Regions from separate parts of the Mus musculus genome. Here all the other regions are linked to region 1. The links are chromatin loops, found by intact Hi-C in ENCODE. Cell type or tissue: gastrocnemius. All regions are shown on one strand.

Region 1 (8,000 bases):
ACGTTTAGGCTTTCAATAACTAAAGGCCAGGGTATTAGTGGTGAAGCTAGAATACATAATAGTGAGCCTCCAGTAAGCATCACTATTTGCATATTTACACTTTTCTGATTTAAGTTTACCTTTTCTCCACCAATTCATTGTTTTCTAATAAGAGGACCTTTGTATATTTAACTTTTAGGCCACAAAAAGATGTTGACTTAGGAACTAGAAAAGTAGACTTGAATTTGTGGTCCAACATGACCGTGTCAATAAAAGACTTGGATAACTACTAACCAATGAACTTCCTGCAATGTGGGTCTGATCTGTTTCCTAATACAGTAGCCATTCTCTCATTCTTGCCCACACTGGAAAAATCTAATTTGAAAATTTACTTGAATTAATTTAAATTTAGTAGCCACTTGTAACTAGTGGTTACTATAGTAACACGATTGCAAGTATTTTCAGACAAGATCCTATGGTACTGGTGATAATACTTATGATCAATATAAGCAATATAATAAGCTCTATAATGTCCTTGATGAAATTTCCCTAGAAGCAAGACCATCATTCCTATCCAATTTCTAAAGAAAAAAAGCTGTTTTCCTAGCCTGTTAAAGTAATAGATGGAGCAGAAGAACCTATGACCTGTTTCCTGGCTTTGCCTGTAGTAGCCCACAGACTGAACAAATTTGAACACCTCAAAGATACCCATCTACCCAACCAGACTCACCACAGATTCTCATACTGCGCTTCTTCTAGATTCCCTTTTTCCTCTTTACTACCACCAGCCATCCTCGAAAGCAGCAGAGGGTAAAAACTCTCAAAGGCTTCTGGGTCCACCACAAACCAGCAACAAAGTCCTAACCTCTAGCCCTTCTCACACTACCTAACTACTTCTCTGCCTAGGCAACTTAAGACTTGTGACAGTACTCAAGTGAATGAAGACCAAAGGCAGGCAGGCAGGAGCCCATGCAGTTGTGGAGAAGGAGCTTGGCGAATACAATGGGGAAGGCTTACTTCCCCAGAGTGAATTATGCTAAGAGTAGTAAACATAACCTGTTCTTTGCATTTAAAAGAATGGCAGAAGCCACTCTTGAAGCCCTGTGGTCTTGTGTTCTTCCCTCTGCCTTGAGCTAGAGACTCCACGAAGGTCTGCCACCCAATCCCCAGAACAGTTCACCTTGAAACTCTGTGTTGTCGAGGCCCCTGATGGCCTCCACCGCATCCTCTGCCCGCTCCATGTGTACAAAGGCATAATCTTTCACGATGTCACATTCGATGACTGGGCCGTACTCCTCAAACTTGGCCCGAAGCTCTTGGTTGGTACAAGTGGGGCTGATGTTGCCCACGTGTAACTTGGTTGAAGCTTTGCTCTTATTCTTGCTGGCTTCCACATTGATGTTCACTCCGTGCAGCTTGTAGTGGTGCAGGTTGCGTATGGCATCCTCAGCGGCCGTCTTGTCCTCTATGTGCACAAAGCCATAATTCTTAATGATGTCACATTCCAGCACCTTCCCGTACTGCTCGAAGAGTGAGCGGATCTCCTGCTCTGTGGCCTCCCGGGGCAGATTTCCAATGAACAGCTTCACCATCCTGACAAGAGCCTGGCAGAGAAGAAACAAGATTTTAAAAGTCAGGTGTGAAGTGAGAAACTGACACTACAGCACACCCCGACCCTCACAGTTCTTTTTGAGAGAGGAACTGCTGTGTGACAATGCCAACAGAAGGTCGGGGGTCAGAATGCACAACAAGGTCTAAGATATATATCCGTGAGGTCAGGCACATTGACTCTACAAGGTTAGCTCCTTCACGGTTTAGCACAGGGATGAAAGACAAGTGGAAGGCATGAAGTATCTGAATGTCCCTAGTTACGGGTTTTTGGAGGGAAATCTGTGTACCTCTCCACAGCGCGGTATCCCCTCCCACCATACTCCAAGAACGAAAGCCCTCTTTCACCCAACACTGGACCCCTATCCTCAGCGGCCCAACCTCCGCTGCAACATCCCAACAAAGACTCGGCCCGACCCCTGCCCCGCCCCCTCCGGAGACCCGGCCCCGCCTCCTTTCCTTGTCTTCCCGGGACCTTCCTCAGAAGATGAGTGGCCCCAAACCCGAGCCTTCCCGGCCCTCCGAGGTCCGGCCCAGTCCGCTCCAGGGCTTCCCACACACCCACAGCATCCTCTCCTACCTCCGGGTGGTGCCGGCGGTGGCGGCGGGTCCCGCGTCAGAGAGAACCCTACAAAATGGCGACGGCCGCTCGAGCCTCGGCGCGACCGGGCGCTTTCTCGCGCGCCAGCTCACGCACGCGCGAGTGCGCGCTGCCTGCCTCCCCTCCCCCTCGCAGGAGCGGGGCGACCAATCCTGCGGCCGCACACAACTGTCCGCCCCCCGTGCGGGGGCGGGGTCATGTGGTGACGGCACTGCGGAGCGAAGGTCAGCCCGCCCCCAGCCCGGGCTAGCCAATCACCGCCTTGGGAGTGGGTCGCGGCTTGCGCGTCAAGGGGGCTCAGGAAGCAACCATTGCCTTGGCAAAACCGTAAGGCCCGGGGGAGTCTCTAAGCATCACAATGGATCGTGGTATTGGGCGCACTGTCGAGGGGGCTGATGACAAAGGGTTGTGTCACTGGGCCCGCTAGAAGGGGGTTTTCTCAACCTCTGGCTGCTGAGAGCGATACTTCAGAAACCCAGGCACTACCACATCTTAACCTAATCTCTCCCTTGTTTGGGTAGGAAGGGGTAAGAATTCCCGTAAAACAATTTAATTTTCACTGCAATAGTGTTGTTCATTGGTGAAGAAGCTGAGACTGAGAGTGGAGTAGAAAGATAATCTGGGTTAGAACTAGGTTAGGTCTGAGGGAGGCATTTCTCTATCCAAACTATACTTTGTCATGTTTATTCATGAATATACGTGGGCTGGCTTTCCCTCGTAGTATCTGTCTATCCTGGTTCCTGAAATGTGGTGAGCATTACCAAGGAATACGTTGTCCAGAGGTCCAGGGAGAATCCAGGTTTGGGGAATGAGTGACAAGGGTTCCGCATCCGTCCCAAGCTGCCTGAGGCACAGGCAATTGTCAGGCTCCAGACTCTCTGTTGCGGTCCAAGGGCACCTCCTGGTGGCAAGCAGGGTACCAGCTTGGTGGATCACTATCACAAAGCAGCGGGCTTACAGACATTGAGGGATTGAATTCATCTCCTAGAAGAGGCACCGGGATGGTTGTTAGACCATCCCCATTGTTGTCAAAACAATTCCCCATTGTGGTAGTTCCAACACCAGCTCCTCCAATAGTATAGAGATCAGTTCCCCGAGTTGACTTCCTGCACCCAAGCTACTTGGAAACATTTCTTTACCAAATCCATGTTTCCCACTCATTTCAGAAGGCATTGTCTAATTGTAATTACACATTTTTAAAATTAATTTTTTTTGGTTTGTTTTTCGAGATGGGGTTTTCTGGCAGTCTTGGCTGTCCTGGAACCTCCTCGGGATCTGCTATCACCTAACCTTGTACATTGTATTTTGGGATCTCTTCCCAAATTTGTGGGGGCTCCACAACTAATGCTCTACTAACAGTTCCCATTTTTTTCTTTTTTAAGATTTATTTATTTATTTATTATATGTAAGTACACTGTAGCTGTCCTCAGACACTTCAGAAGAGAGAGTCAGATCTCGCTATGGATGGTTATGAGCCACCATGTGGTTGCTGAGATTTGAACTCCTGACCTTCGGAAGAGCAGTCCGGTGCTCTTACCCACTGAGCCATCTCACCAGCCCAGTTCCCATTTTTCTATACAATTTCATTTCACCCCCTTTCTCCCTCCCTGCCTCTTTTAGACATGGCTTTTCTGTGTAGTCAAGGCTGTCCAAGAACTGGCTGTGTAATCCAGACTAGCCTTGAACTCACACTCCTACCTCAGCCTCCCAAGTGCTGGTTAATTACAGGTGTGTGATATCATTTCTAGCCTCCAGTTTTATCGTTTTTTATTATGTGAGTTGGGTGGTGATGAGCACATTCAGGCGGCTCTGTGAGTTGGAGGCCAGCCTGGTCTAAGAGCAACTTCCAGAACACTAAGGGCTACAGAGAGAAGCAATGTCTCAAACAAACAGACAAAACAAAACCCCATACCCCAAGACAACCAAACCAAACCAAACCCTAACATGTGTAAGTAGTACCAAGTTCCCAGAAAAAAAGAAAAAAAGAAAAAAGCCCTGCTAGAATATCCTCCACTTGGAACACAGAGGCACTATGTTTGTCTGTTCTGTTTTTCCTGTCATTACCAAGGTCTGGTAGTAACTTTTCTAATTTTTGTCAGTTGAAAAGGTGTAAAGTTTTATTCACAACTCGACGTAGTTTGTTTTTGTCTTGTTTCTAATGAATTTCAAAATACCTTGTTCTTATCATTTGTGCGAATGTACATTTCCTGCTTTCCGTCTTCTGTCTGGATTTTAGGTCTCAGCCTTTGGGTTGAGCTGTCGAGTTTTCCTCATATTGTAGCTATTTCTACTTGGTTCAGATATCTTGTCATTACACTAATAGCTTTGTTTTTTGAGGGAAATATTTTTAATGTAACCAAATTATTGTTTCCTAAAGCTTTCTCTTTTATGTTCTCTTTAAGATACCCTCTCCTACCACAGCTCATGTAGATAGTCTATTCTCTTCCATTCCTATTACCTTTCACTCTTAGATCTGTGGTCCAGTTTGAACAGTGCCATACAATAGAGATACAATGAGTCATATAAGTAATTCGTGATAAACTGTGAAAATGGTCTGTGGGTTCAGCTCAATAGTAAAGCATTAATCTAACAACCACAAAGCTCTCGGTTTCATACCTAGCACAGTGAATAAATACAAATTTCCAGGAAACATCAAACTATAAAACCTTGAAATCTATTTTAATATTTTTGACATTCTAACATGAGACCAATATAAAAATTGAGATAATTGAATTCCCCTTGAAGTCCTGAATATCTGTTATTTCATACCTTCAGCACATCGCAGTTTACACTTGCCACACGTTGCATACTCAGTAGTCCACTGTGGCCATTAGCTTCCATGTGGGTCAACACAAGCAAAACCCACCCTCGTCAGTGGTGGTCGGTAAAAGTGCAAAGTATGAGCCCATTCATTGCTGCTGATCCCTGCTTCCCACCGGTCTGCAGGGCCAACACTGGTGTTATTTTTGTCCCCATAGCTTTCAGGGCCCCGTTCTATCTATCATCCTTCTCCTCTCTCCCACCGATACTCCAAGATGTCTTTCCTGAAGACTTGCTCCCTAGCCCTCTGTTTACCCTCTTATCTGTCCTATGTGGAACCCTATTCTCAAGTGGCTTTAGCTGCCACACGTGTAGACTTTCACCTAATTCCTGTCCTTCCTTTTCATTCAGTTACTGCTCTGCCTAGCACTCAATTGCAAGGCCATTTCTCCATTAATTCCTCTCACACATAGTACATCTGCTTTCAAACTTTTCCAATTACTGCTTTTTCCCCCAAGCCCCATGATCTGAGCTCTCCACAATAACGCTCCATGTGTAACAGCTGAAGGAGAGTTATGAGGAAAATGTGTGCTGACGTTTGTTTTGCCTGAGAATGGGGTGTTGCTGTTACACTGTTGTGGGGCGACTGAAACCACCTAAGAGAAAGGCCGTCCCTGAGAGAGAGAATACTTACCCTGTGAATAATGTGCTGTGCCAGATCTGATGTGTGGAGCCCAGCTTGGGGCTGTGTCATAATAGTTCCTAGTCTACATACACCTGGCTCTGCTTGTCTTTGTTTTGACTGATGGTAGTCAGGGCTGCTTGGGGTCCCTGGCCAGTTATGCTGAAGACAGTAGTTTTCCTGAGTCAAACAGACTCAAGACTTGCAATTTTTAATACCTTCTGTTTATACATTGCAAAGTTTAAGAACAAATACTCTCTCCATCTCTAGAATACATTGTGTGTTTATTTACATACTCAGGATATCCTTATGGCTTTCTAGGGTGACCTAGAATTCAGGAGGTAGGACCTGCCACTCTTCTGATTCTGTGGGAGCTCCCTTGATTTTATGGGAAAGACAGAAAGGTGCTCACCTTTCCACTGATGGCTGAGCAGCAGTTAAGACTAGGTTGTGGTAATAACCCTCACTACTCCTTATTGAAAACAGTTGAGACACTTGGGAGTGAGGAAAATTAGCGAGGAGTTGTAGTTTAGAGTGCTTGCCTTGCATGCACGGCAAGAAATTTAACAAAAAAGTGTGCACCAGGGAGAGTGACTTGCTTCCTTTGATCATGAATACTGTTAATTATCATCAGCCCAACCCACAGTGGATGTCTTTGGTTTAAACAGAGGCTTAGCATAGGTCAGCCCAGTGAAACAGATCACTATCATGGGGAGACTGGGCAGGGAGGCTCTCAGGATCACACAGTTTGTGGGGGCTCAGAAGCTGGGCGTACAGTGGCTATCTGACATGCAGGAGACCAGGAGAGGCTACGGTCAGGAAAGCAACAACACCCAGAGGCAGTGAGAGAAGTCGAGCTGTTTAATCACCTCCTTGGATAGGCTCAAGGATGTGGCTACTCCTGAACAACTCACACTTGGGAGCCACCTAGAGTGGCTGGAAACAAGCAGCCCCTTGAGTCAGAGGGTGAGGCAGGATAGGCAGGGAAGGCTTCAGCGCCTCCGACTTCATCATCTGGCGCTCCTGCCCTCAGGTCCTGCCTGCTTCAGCTCTGAGGGTCCTGGCTGATCCCAGAGGCAAAGAACTGAATGGTGGATGGCACACCCTAGCTGTGGTGGCACAATGACCCTGAGGCAGGGACAATGGTTCCCACATAGCCCACGTTGAGGGTGGCACTATCTGCACCATGGTGGGGGGATGGGTGGAGGTATAAGGCTTGGGAAGAGGTGACAAGGTAGGAATGGGTGGTATTAGGGGTAGCCTGGGTCCCACCACCAGTTGAATTAAATAGCAGAAGAGAAGGTTGTGGGAACACTCTTTTGTCCCCAGTGACAGTTCCTGGTGATGGGTTGACCTTAGCAGCAGACCCTAGCAGCAGGCAGTTGTCCTGCCAAGAGGGTGGTCTCTGTCGACAGTCCCTGGCAGTTTTCTGAACAGAGGGAGGGAGCTGGCCTGGGAGTCTTGCCCCGACTACTTGTTCTTCTTAAAGAAGCTGAATCGTTTTTCTCGCTCTCTTTCTCTGCCATCCTTGCTTCGAAGCACGATGGAACCCTCAGGCTGTGACACTGGGGGCATGGTCATGGCCCGGGTCAGACCCCGGCTGGCACTGGGCACCACTGGCTCTTCTGACTCTCCAGGGGCAGAGGATGCAGTGGCAATGGCTGCATTCACCACTCTCAGCCATGAGCTCATCTCTGCCTGCAGGGGACAGGGAGACATCAGCTCATACACAAGGACTGACTTGGGGCAGCCTGTAGCAGACAGAGGGGAAATATGATGGGAGGAGGTAGAAAAAGAGAGTGAGGTTTTCATTTTAGAAAGAGAAAAAGGACCTCATTAGGATGGGGAGCATCAGTTGGTCATGGTGGCACAGGAGACTGAGGTAGGAGGATTGGTATGAGTTCAAGGCCACTCTGGAGTAGGAACCAAGTCTACAGAGTGAGACCCTGTCTCATAAAACCCGGTGCTGGCAGGGAGAGAGAGCACAGCGGGCAGGGGAAGGCTCACCTCGTCCTTGGCCTGGAATAGGTATTCTTTGCCATCCTGTAAGCTGTTGGGAGAGAAGGTACAGGGAGAGCTAAGAACCTGTCTTTGGCATTGTCAGTGGTGCTGTGAGCTCGGAATTCTCCCGACTGGATTGACTTGGAGGACACAGCCCTCAAGGCCAGATTAGATTTTATACATTCTTCATAGTTTCAGAATTCTGCAGAAGTGCAATAGCAAATTCTTTCTAATAGACCACAGAAGGCCCTAGTAAGCCCATTTCCAGCTGAGGCTATGTAGGCTTTTGCTGGCACTTGGCAGGCCCCTGGAAGCTGGAGTAGCCAGCATCCTGCCCTCATAGTTCCCATGCAAGATAACTTCTCAGCC
Region 2 (8,000 bases), 210 kb before region 1:
CCAGGTGAGGCTACCTCACACAGATGGCCCTATGTATGTGACTGTTTCCACTGTACCATGCTGTCATACAGCAAGTGAGCCTTGCCATACTCCAGCACCATGAATCAGAAGCCAAATCAATACCTTTTCTTTATAAAGCACCAAGCTTTGGTTATTTTGATATAATACAAGGCTGACCAAGGCACTGGGCATGATAATTTGCTTGGTTGAGGCTGCGTTCACCTGTAGGGCAGCTCACACCTGTGAAGGCTGGGAACTGTCAGTATTGGTCCCCATCTCTGGGGTCTCAGGAGAGAAGCTGAGAGTTGATGACAAAGGATATTTATTCAGGCTTGATCCCCTGGCACAGCAAATGTACAGAAACATGTCAGGAAACTAGAAATCGGGTTGCCATGAAGTCCTTTGGCTCAGCTTCCTCTGTGGCCCCCTTTCTCAGCCTCTCACTTCAAATTCTCAGAGTGTAGAAAGTTGGGGTCACTTCTTGGCAGCTTCTGCCTGGGCTGCCAAATCTGCCTCTTTCTGAGCAGCCAAAAACACAGCTCGTTCCTTCTGGAAAGCCTCCAGTTCTTCTGCACTGAGGCTACAGAAGGAGACAGACAGTCAGTGAGGAGCGGGTCCTGGCGCAGATCCCAGCTGCCCTGTCCACTCCCCTCCCTGGACTTTCCAACTGTCATACCTCTACTCATCTGTGGTTTCTCTTCCTGGAACCACAACTCACACACGCTACCTTCCTCTGCCTTGACTCTGTCTTAAAGTCCTACCTAACCTGTGGCCTCTATTATACCATTGGGATTTCTTAGGCCTTCCTTTGAGCCACAAATCTACATACTTTAAGGATTTAAACCATCCAGGAAAACTGTGCTCTAACCTCACCCCCGTGAGGAACAACTGACGCCAGTCTTGCTGTAGGGAATGACACCAGCAGCAAGCGGCCAGTGATGACTGTCCCTGCTCCTGTCTCTGCTGCGCTCTGGGGCAAATGCTCTCCTACTTGACAAGGGAACCTTCTGACTCGTCCCTCCCTCAGGCCACATCCCATATGCCTCTAGACAAGACTCCTCGACCAGAGTGAACTTAGCTTCAGCTCCTTCCCTCTCCTTGTAATCTTACGCTCTCTTACCCTCCTTTTCCTGGGCAGTTTCCATGTCACCTCCCTCAGAGTCCTCAATGACACATCAGGTAAAAGCAGGAAATCTCCTCTCTGCTTGCATGACATCCATTGATTTTATAACATTGACACCTGCTAGTCTAGGCCTCTATGTATGGGTCGGCCTTTAGGACTACACATTTCTCCAGAGTGGCCAGGCACTACTGGCCATTCCTGGTTCTAGCCAGTGCCCAGATCCATGTCCAGGACAGAACAGGTGCTTATGAAATATATTCCAAACAAGATGAGGCTTCAACCCATATCCTTCTGCTAGAATCTGCTAGACATGTATGAAAATGTCACAATGAAGCTTAATATGCATAACTAACATAGGCTATAAATTAAGAAGAACAAATAAAGCCCAACCACCTCACTGTAATGGGCCTTCTCAGCTTTCCTCCCAAATGAAGAACTTACTTGGATTCCTCTCAAGATACTCACTCCTTCACCACTCGAATGCCCAGGGAACGGGCAGAGCCAATGATGGAACGGACCACAGAAGACAGGGGCACATCTTGCATGGCAAAAGCATCATCCTTAGCTTTGACACAGGCAATCTCATATACGTGCTTCAAACTCACCAGGCCTGCCACCTCTTTCCCTGGGAAGAAGGAGCAAAGAATTCTTCAAGTGCCACTACATTTCTCTGGATACATCAGACTCTCAGGTGCCCACTCTAGTCCTTACCTGTATGCCGGGCCCCCTTCTCGATCCCAGCAGCTGCCTTCAAAAAGTAAGAAACAGTGGGCTGCCCAATCTTGAGCTCAAATGTCCTGTCGGGCTTAACAGACAAAGATACATGAGAATTTCTTGGTTTTCTATCCAGTCCAAGACATTTCTAATGTCCCTTTCCTTCTCCCACCAACTTGCACACCACAAAAGACAGAAAAACAAATCTACAGCACACATCCCTGCCATTTTTATTCCTAGCCCAAATCTCCTCTGGAAGCCCCAGTGAGATGAGAGGTAAGAACCACAATATGGCAGGATCAAGCCAGTTCAGAGAAATTATGGTCTAGGCTTCTGTTTAAATGATAAGTGGAAGGTAGCAACCAAGTTAAGAGTCAGAGAAGCAACCAGAGTGACTAGTTTCAAGGGCCAAGGAAATATATGGGAGAATGGGTCTCTCTACCTTTATAAAAATTTTTGTAGGCAGGGGAATGCCTTCTTTGATGTCCTTTGTCTTCTCGTTGAACTCTTTGCAGAACTGGTTGATAGAGACACCTCGCTATAAGGAACGCATACACAAAGTTAAGTATGGGAGCTGAAGGCTTTCTACCAACCAGGAGCCCCTGTCCTTTCATCTTTGTGTGTGTGGGGGGGGGGGGCGGGGGTATGGGTGTGTGTTGTTATATTTCTTCTACTCTGGTTCTATAGCTTTGGGTGCCAGGCAATTCGTCCACAAGGTACCACTTAATCAGCAACTAGCCAACTTGGGGGTCAGAGGTGCTGAGGTCAAAAGAGGCTCCGTAAGTAATACAAGGACATAAGGCCTGAAGGTGTGAATAGTGGAGACAACGTTTATAAAGGAGACTTCCCCGGCTCCAGCGCACTCTCCCACGTCTCCCAGGCCGGGTTCCGCACACCGCACCTGACCCAAGATGGGACCTAGTGGAGGCCCAGGAATAGCTTGGCCTGCTCGCACGATGGACCGGATCACGCCGCCGGCCTCGGGCTTCTTGAGGGTCCGAGTGGCCCGGCTTAGCTTGGACATGATGTAGGATTTTAATCTTAGCTCGCCTCGGAGAAGCAAAGAACTACGCTCTGGGCGCGGCCATTTTGGGTCAGAGGTGAAGGGCCCTCGTGTTCGGCTAGGGTAAATGAGACCAAAAAAGAGCAGTCTTGTTTCAGGCATACAGCTCTCCAACTAAAGACCAATTACGGAATTTAAGAATTAATTGAACTTTGCGCTCTGAAGGCAGGACGAGAACCTATATGGTTTCAGTACACACAATCCCTCAGCGGTGCGCACAGGCATCACCTTAGACAGCCAAACAGGAGTTCGGGACTTTGAGTCTCCGCACAGCATTGTGGGTATGTAGTTCAGCGCCTTATCCTGCGCCTGCTGTTGGCCGTGTTCTGGGTTGCCATCTGCTGGACACAGTGATATCTTAGCGTTTGATATGGAGCAAGTTATGCAAAATCCCTTGAGTCTTTTGTTTCCTCATGTGGTTTTTCATGGAAGGCAATATGATTATAGACGGGAAATGAAATGGCAGACTGCTGCTCTTGCTGGCTATGAACCTGATTCATAGCTAGACAAAGAGTTAGAGCTAGGATTAGGCTACTGTTTCTGTTACCTATGAAAATCTTTGACACCGCGAATATTATAGGTACCTTTCAGAATTGTTGTGACAGCTCAGTAACACACGTTGAACCAAGAAGGCATTTACCGCTATTTATACAAAGGGAAAAGCTCTTCCCCGCGCTTTTGAAATGCTAAGTTTGTGAATTCTCATCCCAGTCAAACCTGATTTTCCACTAGCTTATTAGGCATACTTTATTGCTTCCCCGTCTTTCATTTTTTCATTGGAAGATGACTTTTTGTGTCTCAGAACTCCGCATCCCGCTCTATTCTGTCCAGGATTCCTGATTATTACTTGCGTTTTAGGGAATGGTATTTGAGCCAGGTGGTGTTTGAAGCCTTTATTATCCCTCCCTAGAGCAATCTTGTGTATCTAGGCACTTTAGGGTAGTAGCAATGGCCTTGGTAGGACTCTTTGACTCACAGACTCTTCCTGACCACACGTGGCTGCAAAGCTCCAATAACTGTAGGTTGAATGCTCCATTATTTTCTCCAACAGTTCAGGATATAAAGTTCTCTGATCCAGTCTCCAGACTGAGACTACTTCGAAGGAACTATCCACTAACTCACTGTTTGCGATCCTTCAGATTCGAGGGGAATTCTCCAGTTTCTTTTTTCTTTTTTTTTTCCTTTTCTTTTCCTTTTTAAAAAATAATTCCTCTCCAGACAACCAGGCAGCCTATTATGTAGCATACCACTTCAAATTCTATCATCTTCCTCTAAACCGCCTCTCACAAACCTCCATTTTTTTCTTTCCTCTACCATTTCCTTGTGTGTGCAATGTACGTTTTTGCGTGTGTGTGGGTGAATGTGTGTGTGGATTTGCACATGTGTACACACACGAGAAGGGCCGAGGCTGATGTTAAGATCCTCTTCCATTGCCCTTCTGAGGTGGGGTCTCTTACTCAAACTAAGAGCTTGCCAGTGGTTCATCTTGTTAACCAGCTTGCTCTGGAGTTCTTATGCTGGCCTGGAACTACAGGGATGTCACCATGCCCAGATGGCATTTACCTGGGTTTCTTAAGACCCAGCCTCTGGCCCTGACTCTTTTTCAGGAAACACTTTAATCACTGAACCATCTCCTAACCCCATCCCACCACTGTTTTTGAAAATGTTTGTAGACTTGAACTTCCCTACAACCTGCTGGCAAAGAAAGTCAGGTCCTTTGTGTAAGGATCTAAAGGCCTCATTTTTATCTCCATCTTCTGTGCCCAGTGAAATCCCTGAGCCAGTGCTGTGGTGGTGGTGGGAGCAGTATGTCGCCCTAAGAGACACCCCTGCCACAGGAGCTAACTGCTTGGTAGAAAGGGGTCTCAGCAGCTTCAAGCTCCTGAAACGTCCCTTGCATCCTCCCTGCATAACTCTGTAAGCTGGGGCAAGGACAACTGACATGCTGGGGCTCTCTGTGGTGCTATACCAAAATAGAGAATCCATCCCATCAGAGGATCTCTGTGAAAGAAAGAAGGTAGACCCCATATTGAATGACTTTCTTCTTCTTCTTTTCCTTCCCCTTCCCCTTCTCCTCCTTCTTCTTCCCCCCTCCTCCTCTCCTCTTTCTTCCTCCTCATCTTCCTCTCCCTTCTCCTCCTCCTCATCTTCTTCATCACCATCCTCTTCCTTCTTCTCTTCTTCCACATCCTCTCCTCTCCTCATCCTCTTCTTCCCCCCCCTTCTCCTACTCTCCTCCTCTTCTTCTTTTGACACAGGGTTTCTCTGTGTAGCCCTGGCTTTCCTAGAAACTGACTTTGTAGACCAGGCTGGCAACTGGTATGATACCAGTGACTTTTCTAATGAGGCATAAAAGAAATGTCTATTTTCCTCATATGGAGAGGGAATCACCACATTAAAAAAAATTATGGCAAGTCTAGCTTGAGAATTAATGAGTTTCTTGGAGTTACTTGCAGGAGTGTGGGGGACTTATGAGCACTTGTACCACTGAAAAATTCTACCAGTCAATTTTTCCCTCTTCCTCCACTCCCTGTGGTGTGTGGGAAATGAGTTTATTTACCAGTGTGCATGTAATTGTGCAGGTGCTCACGTGCTTGTTAGTGTGGGGGCTACAAGCTGACACTGGATATCTTCCTTGATCATGCTCCATCTTATCTTAGAGACAGGATCTTTCATGAACTTGGAACTCATCAATTTAACTCATGTGGCAGGACAATTGAAGGATCTCTCTGTCCCTGCTGGACACCCAGTACTGGGGTTACAGACGTAAACTGCTGTGTCCAGTGATTTTTACATTGGTCCCAGGTTTTAACATGGGTGCTGGAGATCTGATTTAAGTTTTCCTACTGCATGGCAGGTTGAACTGTTTCCCCTTTTCTTTCTGTCCCCCTTCCTTTCCTTTTTTTTGACATATGTATGTGTATGGTGATAATATATATATATATATATATATATATATATATATATATATATATATATATATATATATATGTATGTATATCCATATGTGTGTGGATGAAAGATACTGCTTTTTGGATGGGAAGGATGATGGAGTCAAGATGTAGGTAGCAGACACACACACACACACACACACACACACACACACACCCGGTTTAGGTGTCGGATCTGTTGGAGTCCACTACCAGAGGATTTAACTTAGAATGGCTTACACATTAGGATACTAGATGTTGCACCCAGTGATCTTGTTGCTTTTTGATTCTAAACTAAAATTGTGTGGTGTTTTCCTTCATGCGGTGACTCAACTGAGTTCCATAGAAAAGGTACAGTGGCAGGGCACCCCAGCCAGCTTTGGGAATTTGAAGTGTGGGGTTGGCATGGCAAGGATCCACCATGGGAGCCTAGCCAACTCGGTGGAGAGATTTCAGAGTTCCGGGACAGAGAGTCTCCAGACGATGAGAACAGACTGGTGCCTTGCCGGTGATAGTGTGGATTGATTTTTAATATTTCATGCTGCATATGGTGGTATAAATATATATGTGCATGTCCATATGTGTGTGGATGCACATATGTGTGCAGGTGCTTGTGTGAATGTGGAGGTCACCTTTTGAGGCAACATCTCTCCCCTGTACCCAAAGGTTGCTGGTCCATTTAGTCTAACCAGCTAACTTGTTCCAAGGACTGCATGCCAGCCACCACACCCCCTTGCTACATGCCTGCCTCCATGCCCCCTTGATAAACCTGAGTTCCACTTCTCATGCTTGCTCAGCACACACTTTACACAATGAGGAGCCATCTCCCTAGCATTGGTTTCAAGCTTTCTTGCAGTTGAAGCCTCTACTGACCACTTTGTTACAACTCAGAGCCAGAACCACAAAGCCAAACTATTCCTGAATTCCTATTCTGTGTAAACTGAACAGTTATAAGTGTTCATTGTTTTAAGGTGCATGGTTCAGTGTGATTTGTTATTCCATAATAAATAGCTGTTGTATGATTTTTATGAGGAGTCTAGGGTGGCACCAGCAGCCTGAAGGACTGAATTTAAGTTTATACTGATGAGTGAGCGAGTTTATTGGGGTCATTAACTGAGCTGTAGACAGTTAAGGGCAACTCCATTTTCCCAAGAGTTGCTACTCTCCGCTTATCACGATTCTATTTTATGACTGTAAGTCTGTAGGAAGCCGCCCTCACATTCGCCGTTGCAAGATGGCGCTGACATCCTGTGTTCTAAGTGGTAAACAAATAATCTGCGCATGTGCCAAGGGTAGTTTTCCACTACATGTGCTCTGCCTTCCCCGTGACGACAACTCGGCCGATGGGCTGCAGCCAATCAGGGAGTAATACGTCCTAGGCGGAGAATAATTCTCCTTAAAAGGGACGGGGTTTCGCCACCTTTGCTCTCTTGCTCTTGCGCTCTTGCGCTCTGGCTCCTAAAGATGTAAGCAATAGAGCTCTTGCTCTGGCTCTTGCTTCTTGCTCCTAAAGATGTAAGCAATAAGGCTCTTGCTCTTGCGCTCTTGCGCTCTGGCTCCTAAAGATGTAAGCAATAGAGCTCTTGCTCTGGCTCTTGCTTCTTGCTCCTAAAGATGTAAGCAATAAGGCTTTTGCTCTTGCACTCTTGCTCCTGAAGATGTAAGCAATAAAGTTTTGCCGCAGAAGATTCTGGTTTGCTGCGTCTTTCCTGGCCGGTCGCGAGAACGCGTGTAAGATAAGTCTACAATAAAATCAGTGAATTAATAGAAACTGGAGCTGGTAAAGTAGCAGTGGCTGCTTTTCCAGAGGACCCAGGTTTGATTCCCAGTACACAGTTGTGATTCACGGTCCTATGTAACTCCAGTTCCAGGGCATCAGATTCCCTCTTCTGGCTTCTATAGGCACCAGGTACATACGTGGTGCATAGACATACATGCAGGCAACACATACGGACATACAACTGGATATGATCAAACACACTTGTTTTTGTTTTGTTGTGTTGTGTTTGTTTGTTTGTTTGAGACACTGTTTCTCTGTGTAGTCTTAATAGCGTTCTCACGCCCGGCCAGGAAGAACACAACAGACCAGAATCTTCTGCGGCAAAACTTTATTGCTTACATCTTCAGGAGCTAGGAGCGCAAACCTCCAGCCCCAAAAGCGAAAGCCCCC
Region 3 (8,000 bases), 58 kb before region 1:
TTAAAAGTCCAAAGTTCAAAGTCTCTTCTGAGATTCATCCAATCACTTAACTCTGATCCCCAAGGCAAGACAGGAAACCAACTCCAAACATCTCCATGTCTGATGTCAAAGCCATATTCAGATCTCCATGTTGTTAGCAGCAGTAAAGTTCCTTCTCCTAAGCTGGATCCACTCCCTGTTAGCAGCTTTCCTCAGCAGATTTTATACACACACACACACACACACACACACACACACACCACACATACACACCCCTCATATACACACACACACATACACACACATACACACCCCCCCACATACACACACACCCCCCACATACTCACACATACACACACATACACACACATACCACACACATACACACCCACACCCACATACACACACATATACACACTCATACACACACACATACACACACACACACACCACACACACACACACACACACACACCCCACATACACACACATACACACACATACACACATACCACACACACACACATACACACATACACACACACACACCACACACACATACACAAACACACCCCACATACACACATACCACACACACACATACCACACACACACACACACACCACACACACATACCACACACACACACACACACACACCACACACACATACCACACACACACACATACATAAACACACACATACATGAATGACAGGGTTTCTCTTGTGTAGCCCTGTTTGTCCTGGAACTCACTCTGTAGACCAGGCTCAGAAATCCACCTGCCTCTGCCTCCCGAGTGCTAGGATTAAAAGCATGAGCTACCACTGCCCAGCTTGAGCCATATATTTTTTTATTTTTCCTTTCTCAGCTTGCTATGCTTGTTTAAAATGCTCTTCATGAGACTTAACCAGAGAACAAAGGCTATAATGAGTGTTTCTGAGACTTCCTTTCTTAAGGCAATTAATCTGAGTTTCTTCCCCTAGCCTCAGGCAAACTCTTCAGAGGAGGGCAAAAAGTAGCCAGTTTCTTCCTTCCTTCCTTCCTTTCTTTCTTTCTTTCTTTCTTTCTTTCTTTCTTTCTTTCTTTTCCTTCCTTCCTTCCTTCCTTTCTTTCTTTCCTTTTTTTCCTTTCTTTCTTTCTTTCCTTCCTTCTTTTTTTTTTAAAGATTTATTTATTTATACGTATATGAATACACTGTTGCTGTCCTCAGAAACACCAGAAGAGGGTATCAGATCCCATTACAGATGGTTGTGAGCCACCATGTGGTTGCTGGGAATTGAACTCAGGACCTTTGGAGGAGCAGACAGTGCTCTTAACCACTGTGCCATCTCTCCAGCCCAGTAGCCAGATTCTTTATCAAAATATCAGACAAAAGCAGTCTCTAGGCCACATAGTGAAATTCTCCACTGAAACCTCTTGGGCCAGTTCTGCACAATTCAAATCATTCTCAGTAACAAAGTCTACCATAGTCCTACTAGCATAGCTCATTAAGCTCCATTTAAAGCATTCCTCTGCTTTCCAAATCCAAAGTCCCAAAATCCACAATCTTCCCAGAAAAATCATGGTCAGGACTATCACATCGATACCCCACTCCTGGTACCATCTTCTGTCTTAGGGTTTTACTTAGGTTTTACTTGGTCAGACATCATGACCAAGGCTAGTCTTATAAAGGACAACATATATTTGGGGGTGGCTTACAGGTTCAGAGGTTCAGTCTATTACCATCAAGGTGGGAGCAGGGCAGCATCTAGGCAGGCACAGTACAGCATGAGCTGAGAGGTCTATATCTTCATGTGAAGGCTGCTAGTAGAAGACTGGCTTCCGGGCAGGTTGGAAGAGGGTCTTAAAGCTCATGCCCATAGTGACACAGTTTCTCCAACAAGACCACACCGCCTAATGGTGCCACTCCCTGGATCAGGCATACACAAACCATCACACCATGGTCCCTTCTTCCTCCTCTTTTCTCATGTATCTGCCTCAGATTCCCAAGCTCTGGAACCAAAGCCCTGCCTACTCTCCTGTAAACATCTTTATTCAACCAACAGTTCTAAATTAAGGAGCAAGGTTTGCAGGACAAAACCTGGCATGTGTGAGAATTTGCTCTTGGGATGCAGAATTTAGCGTTCAATCCATAGTAACAGGCCAGACCTCAACACTGTGTAAAACTCAGTTCATTTCATTTAGAAACAAAGCATGTTCACTAAACACACTGAGTTGAATTCTATTCACCACTTTGGAAAGCACTGCCAGTGGTAAGATGGCAATAAAATCCAGTTAATTAGCATTTTCTTTCTTTTCTTGTTTTTTGTTTAAAGATTTTATGTGTATGAATATTTTGCCTGCAAGCATATATCTTTATACCACATATGGGCTTGGTGCCACAGATCCCCTGGAACTGGAGTTACAGGCTTGAGAGCTGCCATGTTGGTGCTGGAAACTGAGTGCAGGCCCTCTAGAAGAGCAGCCTTTGCTCCTAACCACTGAGGAATTTCTTCAGTCCCTCAATTTGTATTTAACCATAAAGATCATATTTCACAAAAAACACTTCACATGATATATGCATTATTAGAAATGCCTTTCAAGGGGACTTGCCTAGAAACATCTTTGGGCTTATTTCTGCTGTTTAATAATGGTTATGTGTTTGTACAGATGATAGGCTCAGTATGAAGGTGAGGGTTCTGTCTACTGAAGTCATTCTGGATGACAGAAACCTTAGCTCAGTATGTCCACTATCAGCCGAAGGACAGCACTTCTAACTTTCATTGGCCAGAGTGAGTCATATAGCCATACCTAACTTGGGTAAAGTCTTTGACACACCTTTGATCTAGGAGAAAGGGGCTTAAACATTGTGTGTGTACAATCATACATATATACATATGTATATATGTATCCTTTTTTTTGTATTGGGGGGGAAGTAGGTGTTTGTAGAATTTCAAGAACAACACAAAGGAATCAGTTCTTTCCCTCCACCATTTTGGTCTTGAGAAGTAAACTCAAGTCACCAGACAGGTTGCAACCATCCATATCCACTGAGACACCTCACTGGCCCTAACAGGAATTTAAATCAGGGCTGCTTCTTCTCTTTTTTTCATGAGGCTCCTTATATAAGGTACAGAAAATAAGTATTAAAATTAAACATTAATAACAAATTATAGATACATTTACTCAAAACAATTTTTGCTTACAATTTTTGATTTTATGTGCATGAGCAGAATTAGGCCATCAGAGTGACAGTGAGTACCCTTCCCATCTGAGATAGTTTATTGTCCCTCATCAGAGTGACAGTGAGTACACTTCCCATCCGAGATAGTTTATTGTCCCTCAAAGGATATTTGTACACTCATGTTCTACATTATTCAAAATGGCTGCAGTTTCAACACAACCAAAGTGCCCACTCCTGAAGCAATGGACTGAGAAACGTGGCATACATGCAGTAAAATATCATGCCTTAAAATGAAAGGGAAGTTTGATACACTACAATGTGAAGCTTGAAGACAAATATTTGTATAATATACTTCTGTGAAGTACCCCAAATACTCAAATTTATGGAGAGAAAGTCAAATGTTGGTTTCAAGGGACTGGAGAGAGAGGGTGATGGTGATGGGGATTACTGTTAATAGGCACAGCATTTCAGCTGAGGAAGGTAAACTATCCTGGAGATGGATGGTGCTGGGGTTTGTACAATGTAAATGTACTTGATAGCACAGACTGTGCACTTGGACATGGTTAAAATGATTCATTTTATGTTATATATTCATCTTTGCTGTGGAGCTGTTTCCTCCTAATTATAAAGTGCTTTTCTTGAAGGAAAGGGGAGCTCACATGAACAAGAAACCCACAAAGGGATAGAGAGATGGCTTAGCAGTTAAGAGTACAGGAGCAGCCGGGCGTGGTGGGCACTCGGGAAGCAGAGGCAGGCAGATTTCTGAGTTTGAGGCCAGCCTGGCCTACAAAGTGAGCTCCAGGACAGCCTGGGCTACACAGAGAAACCCTGTCTCGAAGGAAAAAAAAAAAAAAAAAAAAGAACAGAAACAGCTCCCAGCAGCATCCATATGACAGCTCACTAACATCAGGATCTGACGCCCTCTTCTGGCTTCCGCAGGCACTGCATGCACGTGGTATATGAATACATACAGGCAAACATTCATACACACAAAACATTAAAAGAAAGCCGCCAAGACTCAAGAGACCTCTCCCCAAGGTTATTTGTTTATTTGACATAGGGTCTCACATATCCCAGGCAATTTGGGATGACTTTCAACTTCTGACCCTTAAAGCTGTGAGTACAGCAGTGGGCTGCTTTGTTCTGTTCTTTTGAAATTTTTTTAGTTTTGTTTGTTTGTTTTTGAGACAGGGTTTCTCTGTGCAGTCCTGGAACTCACTCTGTAGACCAGGCTGGCCTCGAACTCAGAAATCTGCCTGCCTCTGCCTCCCAAGTGCTGGGATTACAGGGATGGCTTAAATTTTTTTAAAAGATTTATTTATTATTATATCTAAGTATACTGTAGCTGTCTTCAGATGCACCAGAAGAGGGCGACAGATCTTACTATGGATGGTTGTGAGCCACCATGTGGTTGCTGGGATTTGAACTCAGGACCTTTGGAAGAGCAGTCGGTGCTCTTAACCACTGAGCCATCTCTCCAGCCTTTTTTAAATTTAACGTTATTTTATGTGTGTGGGTGTTTTGCTTGTTTCTCTGCGTACCACAGATGTGCAATGGCCAGTTCTCTTGGAACTGGAATTAGCTGGTTTGTAAGCCCTCATGTTGGTGCTGGGAATCGAACTCAAGTTTTCTGGAAAAGCAGCAAGCTCTCTTACCAGTGAGCAGCCCCTCTAAGTTTTTGCTGTTTTTTTAAAGACAGGGTCTCTCTATATCCTTGCCTATCCTGGATCTCACTATGTAGACCAGGCTGGCCTCGAACAAATTTCTTTCGATTTTGCTTCCTGGTTGCTGGGATTAAAAGGGTGCCCACCACTCCTGGCCCCCTCCTCATATATTTTTAAGATCCAACTTTTGGCTTCCTCAGGATTACTGATCTTCTACTTTATGGAACATAATACTGTGATAAACTTCATGCATACAATAAATGGTCATCATCGTAATTCTCGAAATTCCATCAGGTTGAGACAGACAGACGCTCAATATTCACTGTCTGCAAAATCCTCCAGAGCTCAAGCAACCCCAAGTAATGTGCTTGCAAAGAAAGAGTTACAGTCCCTTCCTACTCCAAGCATATAGTGTCGGGGGCCAATCCCAGACTAAAAGGGGTTTGTCCTGGTTTCTCCTCCGGGCGCGGCCTTACCGCAGACGCTGAGGCTGCCATCACAACACCCAGGGTTTGGCTGCGGCAGCTCAAACGGAGGAGCCCGGACTTCCCTAAAGAACAAAGTTTTCCTTGGGGCCCCGCCGGGACGCCACACCCTGGCCGGAGGTAGCTCTTCTGACTAGGCCTCTGCGGACTCGGCCGGAGCGCGCTTCCCCGTCCCCAGCCCTCCTTTCCCCTCCCCCCGAAGGTGGCGGTTGGTCGCGCGCCTCTATGCTTTTTCCACCCCCTCCGTTAACAAGGGGCTCCAGGCCCTCTGGGATTGGCTGCGTCAAAGGACATCTGCTCTCAACCTGTTTGATTGGCTGCTATCCGCGCGCGATGCCGCCTCCAATTGGTTAGGTTAGAGCGCCTGCGCGGCGGGGTTCTCGGTCGCCAGCCATTCCTGTGGAGGACTGCGGGTCGTTCGGACGTTTTGCCTGTCGCTGTAGGAGAGGTCCTGTCTCTCCGAGAAGGCGGTTGCGGCGGCAAAATGAAGATTTTTGTGGGCAATGTCGATGGGGCGGATACGACACCGGAGGAGTTGGCAGCTCTCTTCGCGCCCTATGGCACGGTCATGAGCTGCGCCGTCATGAAACAGTTTGCCTTCGTGCACATGCGCGAGAACGCTGGCGCGGTGCGCGCCATCGAGGCCCTGCATGGCCACGAGCTGCGTCCAGGTCGCGCGCTCGTGGTGGAGATGTCGCGCCCGAGGCCCCTGAACACTTGGAAGATTTTCGTGGGCAATGTATCGGCTGCATGTACAAGTCAGGAATTGCGCAGCCTCTTCGAGCGCCGTGGACGCGTCATCGAGTGTGACGTGGTAAAAGGTAACGCGGGAGCGCGCTCGGGAGGGGACACGCGCGGTGCTCTCTGCCTCTTAGCCACGCCCCTCACTCTGGGGTTGGTCCTCAGGGTTGGGAATGATGGGGAAGTGTGCAGGAGCGGGGCCTAAGGTGCTGGGGGCGAGTTGGGTAGAGCCACCCTTCTCCCCTGCGGTCCCAGCAACATTCATCAAGTGGGAGGAGTCGGTTCCGGGCGGGTGCAGTGGCCACTGCAAGCCGAAGCCTCGGGGCTGGGGACGCGCCAGAGATTTGCGAGTGTGCGGGGTTGGGAGGAGGCGCCTTTTCCTGGTTGCATGAGCCTGGCACCAAAATGAAATGGAAAGGGAAGGGCACCAACCGGATTATGGAGCGGTGAAAAGAGTTCGCCACTTCCCCACTTCCTCTCCAGAATTTGGTCAGATCGAGGGAAAAGGGAAAAGGTTGGGTTGAAGCCCCAAGGCCGCTCTGGCGTTCCTTCCCGATGCTTCCCGGAAGGTAGCGGGCCCTTGGTTTCTCGGGTTCGGGCTTTTTTAGTATTGTCTGGAATGAATCTGCTTGTGGGCATGGGAGGGGCCTTTTCGGAACCCCTTTGACCTTTCAGTATTCGATGGGTTAGCCTTGGCGGTTTTGTGCTTTTTAATTCTTTTCCTCCACCCTCCACTTTGTGTTGGGTTTTACAACTTAACAAGTGGAAGCCCCGGTTTTCTGCGTTATTTTTGCATGTGAAAGGGGGCTATTAAGCCTCTCCCTCGTTAGCCTTTTACTTGCTAAGCTGGTGCCTCCGGGCACAGATGTTTATTAGCTTGGTGAGATTGCAAAGGGGAATACTCTGGCTGGGGGGGGGGGGGGTGTTGAGAGGGGCGTGTGAGATTTCTATTAAACTTGGTTTTAACACCATTTATTTAGTTAGTACTTTTTATTGCTTGAATAATTCTTAGGACAGCTTGCTAGTTTGCTATTTCCTTTGAGGAAATGTCTTTTTCAGACCCTGTTGATTTTCATATGTTGGGGTTTTATCTCTTTATCTTTCAAATACCTGCTTTTTTTATGTTGGCAAGATTTTATGAGACACCCAGACCGATGTGGGTTTCACTGATGAGAGTTAACTTTGCCCTGTCATTTTCAACAGTGCACCCTGGGAGTGAGGCCTTGTTTATTCCCTAGTTGTGCTGTTGTTGGATTCATATCTGCTTGTGCCTTGTAAGGAATTTTGAGGACAGGAACTACATGTGGGTATAGGTGCTTGCTCATTCTCATCAAGGGTTCATTTGCTGTTCTGGAAAGTCACAACTTTGGGCCATTCCTTGTCTTTTCAAAGAGGGGGGTGAAGGGTCATAGGATGTGCATTTATAGGAACGAAATGTTTGTTCTGTCTAATACTGCATTCTGTTTCCTTCAATTCAGGTTATATCTGGAATCTGACTTTACTGCAAACTTTAAGCAGGCTGTGTGATTTATGGGTTTTTGCTTCTGTTTAGTGTAAACGAGTGGGAAAGGTCTCAGTTTGGGTACTTGGTCAGCAAATGCATGGGATGTATGAGTTTTTATGAGAGTCTCAATTGACCTATCTAGTTTTTTTTTTGTAGTTCTTAGGTAGTCTGGATGGTAGAGTGGGAGTAGAATTCAGTACCTGAGGGGGACAGACTCCTTTGGAATTTGTATGGTTCAATAAGCTTTTTCTCTGATGGTAGGCCAGAAATTTGCTTGAATTTGTTTGGGACTGGCAGTCAGTGACTGTGGTGGTTGGGATGTAGAACTAGATTCTCTGTGAGAGAAGGTTTGTGCATTTCTTTCCTTTTGAAAACATATTTATAGCAGAACTACACTCTAGGCTGATATGACACAGACTCTATCCTTTGCTGTAAGAGATTTGGTGAGATTTGAACGTACTTC

The links. Peaks named below come from ENCODE experiments on the same cell type or tissue, not always from the same donor. Only the 100,000 strongest peaks of a DNase experiment are listed, where the experiment ranks them.
Region 2: a loop joins it to region 1, with 2.8 times the contacts of the local background. A loop is called at or near these places in 15 of 42 quality-filtered maps.
Region 3: it touches region 1 in a loop (8-fold over the local background); 12 of 42 quality-filtered maps call a loop at or near these places.

The regions. Positions count from the first base shown.
Region 1 is chr19:4,750,829-4,758,828 of GRCm38, reverse strand. Sptbn2 (spectrin beta, non-erythrocytic 2) reads right to left here. Exons shown (of 37, transcript NM_021287.2): 36 at 7,638-7,680; 37 at 4,851-7,328. The coding sequence ends at 7,101. All of the region lies in intron 2 of Gm21992 (predicted gene 21992), which reads left to right. It overlaps Rbm4b (RNA binding motif protein 4B), which reads right to left and starts at 2,304. Exons shown (of 4, transcript NM_025717.3): 1 at 2,168-2,304; 2 at 1,160-1,583. The coding sequence starts at 1,571. In gastrocnemius, a CTCF peak has its summit at 3,102 (motif pointing left); DNase peaks (open chromatin) are centred at 1,710, 2,370 and 3,075; H3K4me3 peaks cover 2,010 bases; H3K27ac peaks cover 2,175 bases.
Region 2 is chr19:4,957,254-4,965,253 of GRCm38, reverse strand. Mrpl11 (mitochondrial ribosomal protein L11) reads right to left here and starts at 2,948. Exons shown (of 5, transcript NM_025553.4): 1 at 2,739-2,948; 2 at 2,280-2,375; 3 at 1,835-1,928; 4 at 1,589-1,748; 5 at 1-580. The coding sequence starts at 2,861. The coding sequence ends at 475. In gastrocnemius, a CTCF peak has its summit at 3,231 (motif pointing left); DNase peaks (open chromatin) are centred at 598, 2,924 and 3,181; H3K4me3 peaks cover 1,436 bases; H3K27ac peaks cover 1,049 bases.
Region 3 is chr19:4,809,285-4,817,284 of GRCm38, reverse strand. Gm21992 (predicted gene 21992) reads left to right here and starts at 5,686. Exons shown (of 3, transcript NR_157185.1): 1 at 5,686-6,113. Rbm14 (RNA binding motif protein 14) reads left to right here and starts at 5,651. Exons shown (of 3, transcript NM_019869.3): 1 at 5,651-6,113. The coding sequence starts at 5,777. In gastrocnemius, CTCF peaks have their summits at 4,063 (motif pointing left), 4,508 (motif pointing right) and 5,406; DNase peaks (open chromatin) are centred at 4,063, 5,595 and 6,098; H3K4me3 peaks cover 3,376 bases; H3K27ac peaks cover 3,308 bases.